3 separate regions of the Homo sapiens genome follow, and all the other regions are linked to region 2. A link is a contact called in ENCODE Hi-C or POLR2A ChIA-PET data. All regions are on one chromosome and are shown on one strand. The core of a region is the stretch at or near the end of the contact, and the rest is flanking DNA. Distances in the headings are between cores, read along the strand shown. Region 1 holds the start of LINC02724 (long intergenic non-protein coding RNA 2724). Region 2 holds the start of MAP4K2 (mitogen-activated protein kinase kinase kinase kinase 2). Region 3 holds the start of CCDC88B (coiled-coil domain containing 88B).

Region 1 (2,700 bases), core at 140-2,639, 350 kb after region 2:
GTTCAATGTCTCAAGAGTGTCTCCTCAGATAGTCCATCTCAGATATCAGGGACCCCACCCTTCCCTTTGGGGCCCTGACTTTGGAGAAGGGACTTCCCTGGGCTGGAAATTTGGCCTTCTCTGGAGTCCTGCACCTTGTCTTCTGCCCTCTGACCCCTGGCTATAGAAGAGAAGCATTTCGTTAAATTCTGCCAAGGAATCCTGACTTTGCTTTAAATTGGTGATGCGTGGCCCTGAACTTGTCATTTTCCCTCTTCTAAGTGTCAGTAGTATTCAGTGACAGCCTCCCCACTCCACGTCCTTCTCACGGCTATTTTCCCATCTGTCTCTCAACATCAGTGATATTAAACGAGCCGGGCATCCCCGTCCACCTGAGTCCTGTCCCAGGTGACCACAGGCGGAGGCCTGAGCAGCTGCTCTGCCACCTCGTGCCAGGGGCCTCCGCAACGGGCTCCAGTCACCAGGGGCCAGCGGGGCATCCTCCTGCAGCATCCCGTCCTTGGGGCCAGCTTCCTGGGGCCCCTCCTGCTGTTCCCTGCCTTCAGCTGTCTGAAAACAGAGCCCAAGACAGGGATTTACTAGGGGAGGGCTCATCCTGGGACAAGCCGCCCAGGATGTGAGGGCAGAGGGGCGGGGAAGGAGAAAGGACTCGGTAAAGGCGTGGTCCCAGGGTAAATACAGCTCTGGCAGATATGCAGGGGGCCCTGGGGCAGAGGTATCGCCATCTAGAGGCAGGCGAGGGAACAGTCTTTTGTACAGTTAGCCGTGGGCTGTGGGCGTCGCCTGAACGTACCAGGTATTGTGGCTCCATTGGCTGAGGATGCTTCTCCAGCGAAGGAGGCAGGGAGCCGGGGAAGTGGGGTGGGGTCGCGACACCGACAGCAGCTGCCAGACCAGCCATGCTGCGCTCAGCTCCCTCAGGCTGTCACTCTTAATCATCATGTCACTATCTCTGGGGCGTGTCAGTCACCATCAACGACGTGTCCCCCAAGCTGCAGAGGACGCAAATCCAGCTCTCCAAGAGGCTCTGTTGGCCCTCTCCACATGGGCTTGAGGTCAGGGGTGGGGGCACGTTCGGACCGCCCTCCTGCCTCTCTGAAGAAGATCCTCCAAGTCCCGGCTCCAGCTCTCCGGCCTCTTTGGCAGCTGGGCGGGTGGCCATCCAGGAGGCCCGTTCTCCATGCCCAGTTTGGCAAGGCTCCTTGGGACGCCGGGCTCGCTGCCCCTGTTTTCTTAAAGCTTCGGCCCAAAGGGACCCAGAGTCTGAGGTTAACACTCCGTCATCCCAGCGTGAGCGGCGCCTGACTCCAGCTCTCGACTCCCCCACCTCCTATCCCCTGCGCCGGGCTCACCCTGCACTCCCACCTGCAAATCAGCAGAGCAGAGGCCAGCGCTCCCGACGTCCAGCACCACCCCAAGCGAGGCAGGGGGAGCTGAGTGGCCGGGAGCGCCATCTAGTGGGTGCCAGGGGCGAGTCCCCGAAAGAGACTGGAGAGCCACGACTCGGGCAGGGCAGGATGGTGTCCCAGGGAGGGCCGGGGCCCAGGCGCTGGACAGCAGAGGACATAAAGGGAGAGGCATGGGAGAGCGAGGAGCCAGGGTGCTTCCGGGGCGCATGAGCCCCACCCCAGCCTGCCCCTGCCCTCGTAACCAGATGACTCGGCTCAGGCAGGACACACCACGTCCAGTCTCTGTCCCCTCTCCAGACTCTTGGGAAAGTGTCACTTAAAATCCATTTGGGTCTGGTGTTTGCTTTATTCCAAGGAAAGGGGTAAGGAAAAATTCAGAAAAGGGGCGAGGGTCTCCCCTCTCCACAGTGGCAGTCAGGGGAATAGTGACATTCACCCCCTCCCCCAACCTGGTCTTGAACGTGGCAGGGAAGAGAACTGAGCCACCTGTCACCCAGAGGGGGAGGGGGAAGGTCAGAACTCCAGCCTTCCCACAGCAGACACGCCTGCGGGGCAGGAAGCAGGCAGGCTCCACGCAGTGTAGACATGTGCACTCACACGGATGTTAACAGTCTGGAAGAAACTGACCTGGCTGTGAATAGAGGCTCTCTCATGGGGAAGGGGCAGAAGATGGAGCTTTCACTTCTCCATTTATACACTTCTCCAAAATGTGGTGGGACCATGAGGAAACTGCACTTTCAGTTTTGATCTCTTTTTGTATTTTTTCAGTTAAAATGCAATTGGGAACAATGGGGTGTTAAGTGCCTCAGTGTGGAAGGCTGCGGCATCACCATTGAAATGCTGTATCAGACCTGGATTGGATCCACCCTCGACTCAGGGCTGTGCAAACTGGGACCCAGATCCCGCGCTGTGGGAACGGAGCCCTGCTCCGCTGTTTACATGTTGTCTCTGGCTGCGGCCTCGCTGTGACAGCAGAGTTGAGGAATTGCCACAGAGACTGTTATAGCCCACAAAGCCCAAAATATTTACTCGCTGGCTCTTTATGGAAAAAGTTTGCCAACTATCAAATTACAAGAAATACAGGGACTGGGGAGCCTGCTCAACAAAGCTAAGGGGACGTGACCAGCAAAATCCAGACTGCAGGCAACCATAGGACAAAGCGCCAGTTTCTTCAATACGTAATTTGCAACAGCAACCTGCTTACTAGAGGCCAGGAAGGGGAGGGGGAAAGGAGGGGATGAAGAAAGGTTGATGAGTGGGTACAAATACACACTTACATAGACGAAATAAC
Region 2 (2,500 bases), core at 1-2,500:
CAAGATCAACTCGAGCGCCATCAAGCTGCAACTCACGGCACAGTCGCAAGTGCAGATGAAGAAGCAGAAAGTGTCCACCCCTAGTGACTACACTCTGTCTTTCCTCAAGCGGCAGCGCAAAGGCCTCTGAACTACTGGGGACTTCGGACCGCTTGTGGGGACCCAGGCTCCGCCCTTAGTCCCCCAACTCTGAGCCCATGTTCTGCCCCCAGCCCAAAGGGGACAGGCCTCACCTCTACCCAAACCCTAGGTTCCCGGTCCCGAGTACAGTCTGTATCAAACCCACGATTTTCTCCAGCTCAGAACCCAGGGCTCTGCCCCAGTCGTTAGAATATAGGTCTCTTCTCCCAGAATCCCAGCCGGCCAATGGAAACCTCACGCTGGGTCCTAATTACCAGTCTTTAAAGGCCCAGCCCCTAGAAACCCAAGCTCCTCCTCGGAACCGCTCACCTAGAGCCAGACCAACGTTACTCAGGGCTCCTCCCAGCTTGTAGGAGCTGAGGTTTCACCCTTAACCCAAGGAGCACAGGTCCCACCTCCAGCCCGGGAGCCTAGGACCACTCAGCCCCTAGGAGTATATTTCCGCACTTCAGAATTCCATATCTTGCGAATCCAAGCTCCCTGCCCCAAATAACTTCAGTCCTGCTCCAGAATTTGGAAATCCTAGTTTCCTCTCCTTCGTATCCCGAGTCTGGGACACAAAACTCCGCCCCCAGCCTATGAGCATCCTGAGCCCCGCCCTCTTCCTGACGAAACTGGCCCCGGATCAGAGCAGGACCTCCCTTCCGACCCTCTGGGAACCTCCCAGAGGTCCAGCCCATCTCGGAGCATCCCGGAGGAAATCTGCAGAGGGTTAGGAGTGGGTGACAAGAGCCTGATCTCTTCCTGTTTTGTACATAGATTTATTTTTCAGTTCCAAGAAAGATGAATACATTTTGTTAAAAAAAATATAAAGCGCAAGTCCATGTTTATCTGGGAAATTGGGGATGGGGCGGGGAGTGGAGCGCCCCCTCTTCCCTCTGTCTTCTGGCTCCCGGGACTTTGCGCTCCCTACCTGTGGAGCGCGAGCGACAGTGGCGGCGGAAGGACGTAGGCTCCGCCCCGGCCTTGGGGCTTCCCCGCGCCGCCGAGGGCCCGTCCCGCGGGCGCCTCCTCCCGGACTGGCGGTGGGGCATCCCCGGCGCGGCCCCGCCCCCGGGCCTCAGCCCCGCCCCCGCGGCCTCAGAGCCACGGGCGCCCGCCCCGCCCCGCGCCGCCCCGCGCCGGCTCCGCAGCTCGCGCCCGCCCGCCTGCCGGCCCGCCCGGCGCCGGGCCATGGCGCTGCTGCGGGATGTGTCGCTGCAGGACCCGCGGGACCGCTTCGAGCTGCTGCAGCGCGTGGGGGCCGGGACCTATGGCGACGTCTACAAGGTGCGACGGGACGGGCGGGAGAGCCGGGAGGAGGGTGCCAGCCCCGCACCCCGCGGCAGGATCTAGCCCCCGGCCCCGCCCCCCATCCCGCTTCACCCTCCGCCCCTGCAGGCCCGCGACACGGTCACGTCCGAACTGGCCGCCGTGAAGATAGTCAAGCTAGACCCAGGTGAGGGCCCGGGTCGGGCCTCTGCGCCAGAGGAAGGGCAGAGCGCCCGCGGGCGCGGGGTGCGGGCGGAGGGTTGACGTTTCCGAGACCCCTGAGAGGCGTGCCCCGGGAGGTGCTGTCACCTGCACCTGCCTGGCCCGGAGGGAGGCACTCTGTGCCCATTTTGCAGATGGGGGCACTGAGTCAGGGCAACCCCAGCGCGCCTTCCCCATGATGCTTTGTGCTTCCCAGGGGACGACATCAGCTCCCTCCAGCAGGAAATCACCATCCTGCGTGAGTGCCGCCACCCCAATGTGGTGGCCTACATTGGCAGCTACCTCAGGTGAGGCTGCCTTATCCTCCTGGCCCCAGGCAGCCCCCATGTGACCTGCTTTGTGCCCACCCCAGCTCTTTGTCCCTAGGAATGACCGCTTGTGGATCTGCATGGAGTTCTGCGGAGGGGGCTCCCTGCAGGAGATTTACCATGGTGAGGCCAGGGCTCCAGGCCCCAGCAGGCCCCAGCCTTCCCCCACCCCTACCCCACTGGGGTACCAGAGGGGACTCTGGGCCCTGGACTTGGGCTCCTCTCCACTCCTGCCTGGCTGTGTGACCTTGAGAGAAATACTGTCCATCTCTGGGTTCAGTATCCTAGACTAAACTGGGAGGGGACGTGGCCAACACCGCTTTCATTTAACAGTGCCTGCTGCTTTTCCCACACACGGTAGCCTGGGAGGGTGGGCATGACCCCCGGGCCCCCAAGCCAGCCTCTCCCTTTTCCTTTCAGCCACTGGGCCCCTGGAGGAGCGGCAGATTGCCTACGTCTGCCGAGAGGCACTGAAGGTAGCTGGGCCTGTGAGGTGCCCACACCTCTGGTCTCCAGAAGCTGTGGGCCAGGAGCCCAGATGACCAGCAGGGAGGCGGGTGGAGTGCCTCGGGTGGGGC
Region 3 (2,798 bases), core at 66-2,565, 460 kb after region 2:
AACCGTCTCAGTACCTCCTGGATGGCAGCGGCCAGCTCGCTCTGGACCTCGAGACTGAGGCCCTGGATGTGGCGGATGAAGAGTTCCCGGTGCTCACACTGAGGGGAGACAGGAAGGGGAGCTGGTGCAGGATCTCCCTCCTCTACCGCCAAAGCTCGACCCTAACCTTTCCTTCCCACCGCCGGCTCACCTGTACTGACGCTCCCAACAGTAGCCGAAGAACGCCTTCCAGCTGCTCCACCGCTTCTTCTGCAAGGCACATGCCACAAGGGGTTAACTGGGGCGGGGAAGGTAGAGTAGTGCGGGGGCAGAGGCAGGAGGGTGTGGGTGGGGAGAGCACCTGAGAGAGGGTCAAATCCCAATGTCTGGAGGTCTGGGGGTGGCGACAGGATCAGCAGCTGCAGCTCCTCCTGGAGGCAGAGAGGCAGACTATATGAGGCGCCTTCCCGAAGGGGCTCCTCTTCCCCTCCTGTCTCCGCCTTTCCCTCGAGACCCCTTACCTGGTAGAAGTCCCTCAGTCGGCCCCACAGGTGGTTCAGGTTCCACACTCGCCAGGCAGCAGGTCCGTCAAGGCCTCTGAGCATCCGAGGTCCCCCTCGGGAGCTGGGGGCACTATGAGCCGGAGGTGGGCTCGAGGACCCGCCTCCCGTCAACAGGCCTCGCCCACCGTCCCTCAGGCCCCGCCCACTGAGCATCAGGCTCCGCCCACCCGCTTCCCCTCCTCTCAGATCCTTCCCCGCCACCGCCCCGGCCCGATGCCCCTTACATGATGCCCAGCACCCGGAGGAGCAGGGCCCCATCGCTGAGGCGCAGGAATCTCTTCTCCAACCAAAGGGGCGGCTCTTCCTCCTCTTCCTCTTCTTCCCCCTCCGAGTCCTCCGCCTCCCCGACCAGCCCGGCCAGTCCCAGCGCCTGTGAGGAGCCCAGAGGGGTCAGCCGACCAGCAGAGTGAACCCTGAGCCCCTCCGACCTGCCCCAGTGAGCCCAAGCACCCCTTCTCACCCGTCCTCTGAGTGCCTCTGTCCCCTCTTCCCTCACCACAGCCCCCCACACCATATCTCCATCCCCCACATTTGAACCCAGCCCTCCCCTCCGGCCTGGTTCTGCCTCACCCTCCCCCGGCCAGCGCCAACACCAGCCCCTGGCTGGGGCTCACTTCCCCTCCCCAACCCGCTGCCACCTGCCCCCTCACCCAGGTAGCCAGACTCCCACTCAGGAAGTCTCTGAGCCTGGGCCCCTTGCCCCCCTCCATGCCCGGGTCGGGGTGCCCGTCTCACTGTGGCAGCTGCACCTGCCCTGAGAGGAAGAGGAAGTCCCCGAGTGGGGGATCCCGGGGCCAGCCACAGACACCCTGTGCAGCTTCCTCCTTCCGGGTGCAGGCGGGCCTGGGCAGTCTGAGTCCTACCTCAGCCCCCACCTCACCTCCCTGCATCCTCCTAGCATCTCTGCAGGGCTAGCCCAGAGGTTGGCGGCGGAAGGCCCACAGCTCCCCTGGCTCCATGGGCAATGACCGAACAGCCCTTCACCTCTCTGGGCCTTGTTTTCTCAAACTGAAACTGGAGAGGATGACCCCAGCCTGGGACCTTCGAGGGCCTCAAAAGGGCTCTGGGCCTTGCGTGGTGAGTTTGGTCACCCACACACCCATCTTCCCAAATGCCAGGCTTCACTCACTACAGCGTTCTTTCTTTTCCCTTCAGTATTTCTCAAAGTTACCCAAACCACATCCCCTGGGAAGCCTGGTTCAGATGCTCCTCCAAGAAGCCTCCCTTGAACCCCAGATAGAAGGGAGCATCATTCCTGTGACCTCACCCCACCCCATCCTCTATACACTCGAGACTGTTGTAGCCATACTAGGTGCTATGAAGGGGAGGGGATTTGACCTCGGCAGGATGATCAGGGAAGGCATCCTGGAGTACGCATGAGATCAGGGATGGCTGGGTTAACAGGGCAAAGTGGAAAGGAAGGGAGGGTATTCCAGGCAGCAGGAACAGAATGTGCAACTGCTCTGAGGCAGCTGGAAGCATGGTCAGCAAAAAGATTGGAAATTATGCATGTTTTATCTATTCCAAGATGCTTAATGTTCACGTTTCACTTTTTGTTTTGTTTTGTTTTTAAGAGACAGAGTCTGAATCTGTGACCTAGTCTGGAGTGCAGTTGCAAGATCACAACTCGCTGCAACTTCAACCTCCTGGGCTTAAGCAATTCTCCTACTTCAGCCTTCTGAGTAACTGGGACTACGGGTGTGTGCCACCACACCTGGCTAATTATTTTGCTTGTTTTTTGTACAGACAGAGTCTTGCTGTGTTGCCCGGGCTGGTCTCGAACTCCTGGGCTCAAGTGATCCTCCCGCCTTGGCCTCCTGAAGGGCTGAGATGACGGCATGAGCTGCCTCACGCAGCCCCCATTCTACACCTCTGAAGTGAGTTTACATGGTACAGTTGCTGTCTGGCTAGCTGCCGTCCCAACATCACTGTCAGGACCCACACCTGAAAAGCACCAGCATCAAATCCTTCAGAAGAGTGTCAGCAGCTTGGAAGAAATCCTAGAGGCAAGCAGAACCCTTTTTAGCCCTGGGACTCAAATGGTGGGAAACCCCAGGGGAAGGGAACCAGGCTTGTCAGTGACACTCCCTTTTTTTTTTTTTTTTTTTTTTTGGTGAGACGGAGTCTCGCTGTGTCTGTCGCCTAGGCTGGAGTGTAATGGTGCAATTTCGGGTCACTGCAACCTCCGTCTCCCGGGTTCAAGCAATTCTCCTGCCTCAGCCACCTGAGTAGCTGGGATTATAGGCACCTGCCACC

What was found. Hi-C counts contacts between places; a loop is a spot of excess contacts on that map. ChIA-PET counts read pairs that join two places held with the same protein, here RNA polymerase II (POLR2A). Pooled maps may share reads with other maps.
Region 1: a loop to region 2 is called in a pooled map, with 3 times the contacts of the local background. The contact joins the promoter of LINC02724 here to the promoter of MAP4K2 in region 2. A Hi-C loop is called at or near these places in 1 of 37 single-sample maps with no recorded cell type and 4 of 50 pooled maps.
Region 3: a loop to region 2 is called in a pooled map, with 3 times the contacts of the local background. The contact joins the promoter of CCDC88B here to the promoter of MAP4K2 in region 2. A Hi-C loop is called at or near these places in 4 of 50 pooled maps. POLR2A ChIA-PET finds 5 or more read pairs at or near these places in 2 of 52 experiments (activated T-cell and naive thymus-derived CD4-positive, alpha-beta T cell).

What each region holds. Positions count from the first base shown.
Region 1 is chr11:64,447,746-64,450,445 of GRCh38, reverse strand. It overlaps LINC02724 (long intergenic non-protein coding RNA 2724), which reads right to left and starts at 1,389. Exons shown (of 2, transcript NR_073177.1): 1 at 794-1,389; 2 at 1-549. RefSeq lists a silencer at 669-864, a cis regulatory region at 642-911 and an enhancer at 801-1,050.
Region 2 is chr11:64,801,964-64,804,463 of GRCh38, reverse strand. It overlaps MAP4K2 (mitogen-activated protein kinase kinase kinase kinase 2), which reads left to right and starts at 1,250. Exons shown (of 32, transcript NM_004579.5): 1 at 1,250-1,410; 2 at 1,522-1,579; 3 at 1,811-1,901; 4 at 1,981-2,045; 5 at 2,343-2,398. The coding sequence starts at 1,315. It overlaps MEN1 (menin 1), which reads left to right. Exons shown (of 10, transcript NM_001370259.2): 10 at 1-948. The coding sequence ends at 130. RefSeq lists silencers at 1,111-1,290, 1,441-1,620.
Region 3 is chr11:64,338,721-64,341,518 of GRCh38, reverse strand. It overlaps CCDC88B (coiled-coil domain containing 88B), which reads right to left and starts at 1,315. Exons shown (of 27, transcript NM_032251.6): 1 at 1,193-1,315; 2 at 767-912; 3 at 501-612; 4 at 341-410; 5 at 191-249; 6 at 15-98. The coding sequence starts at 1,252. It overlaps LOC102723878 (a long non-coding RNA gene), which reads left to right and starts at 727. Exons shown (of 4, transcript NR_188518.1): 1 at 727-978; 2 at 1,441-1,619. RefSeq lists silencers at 627-676, 697-776.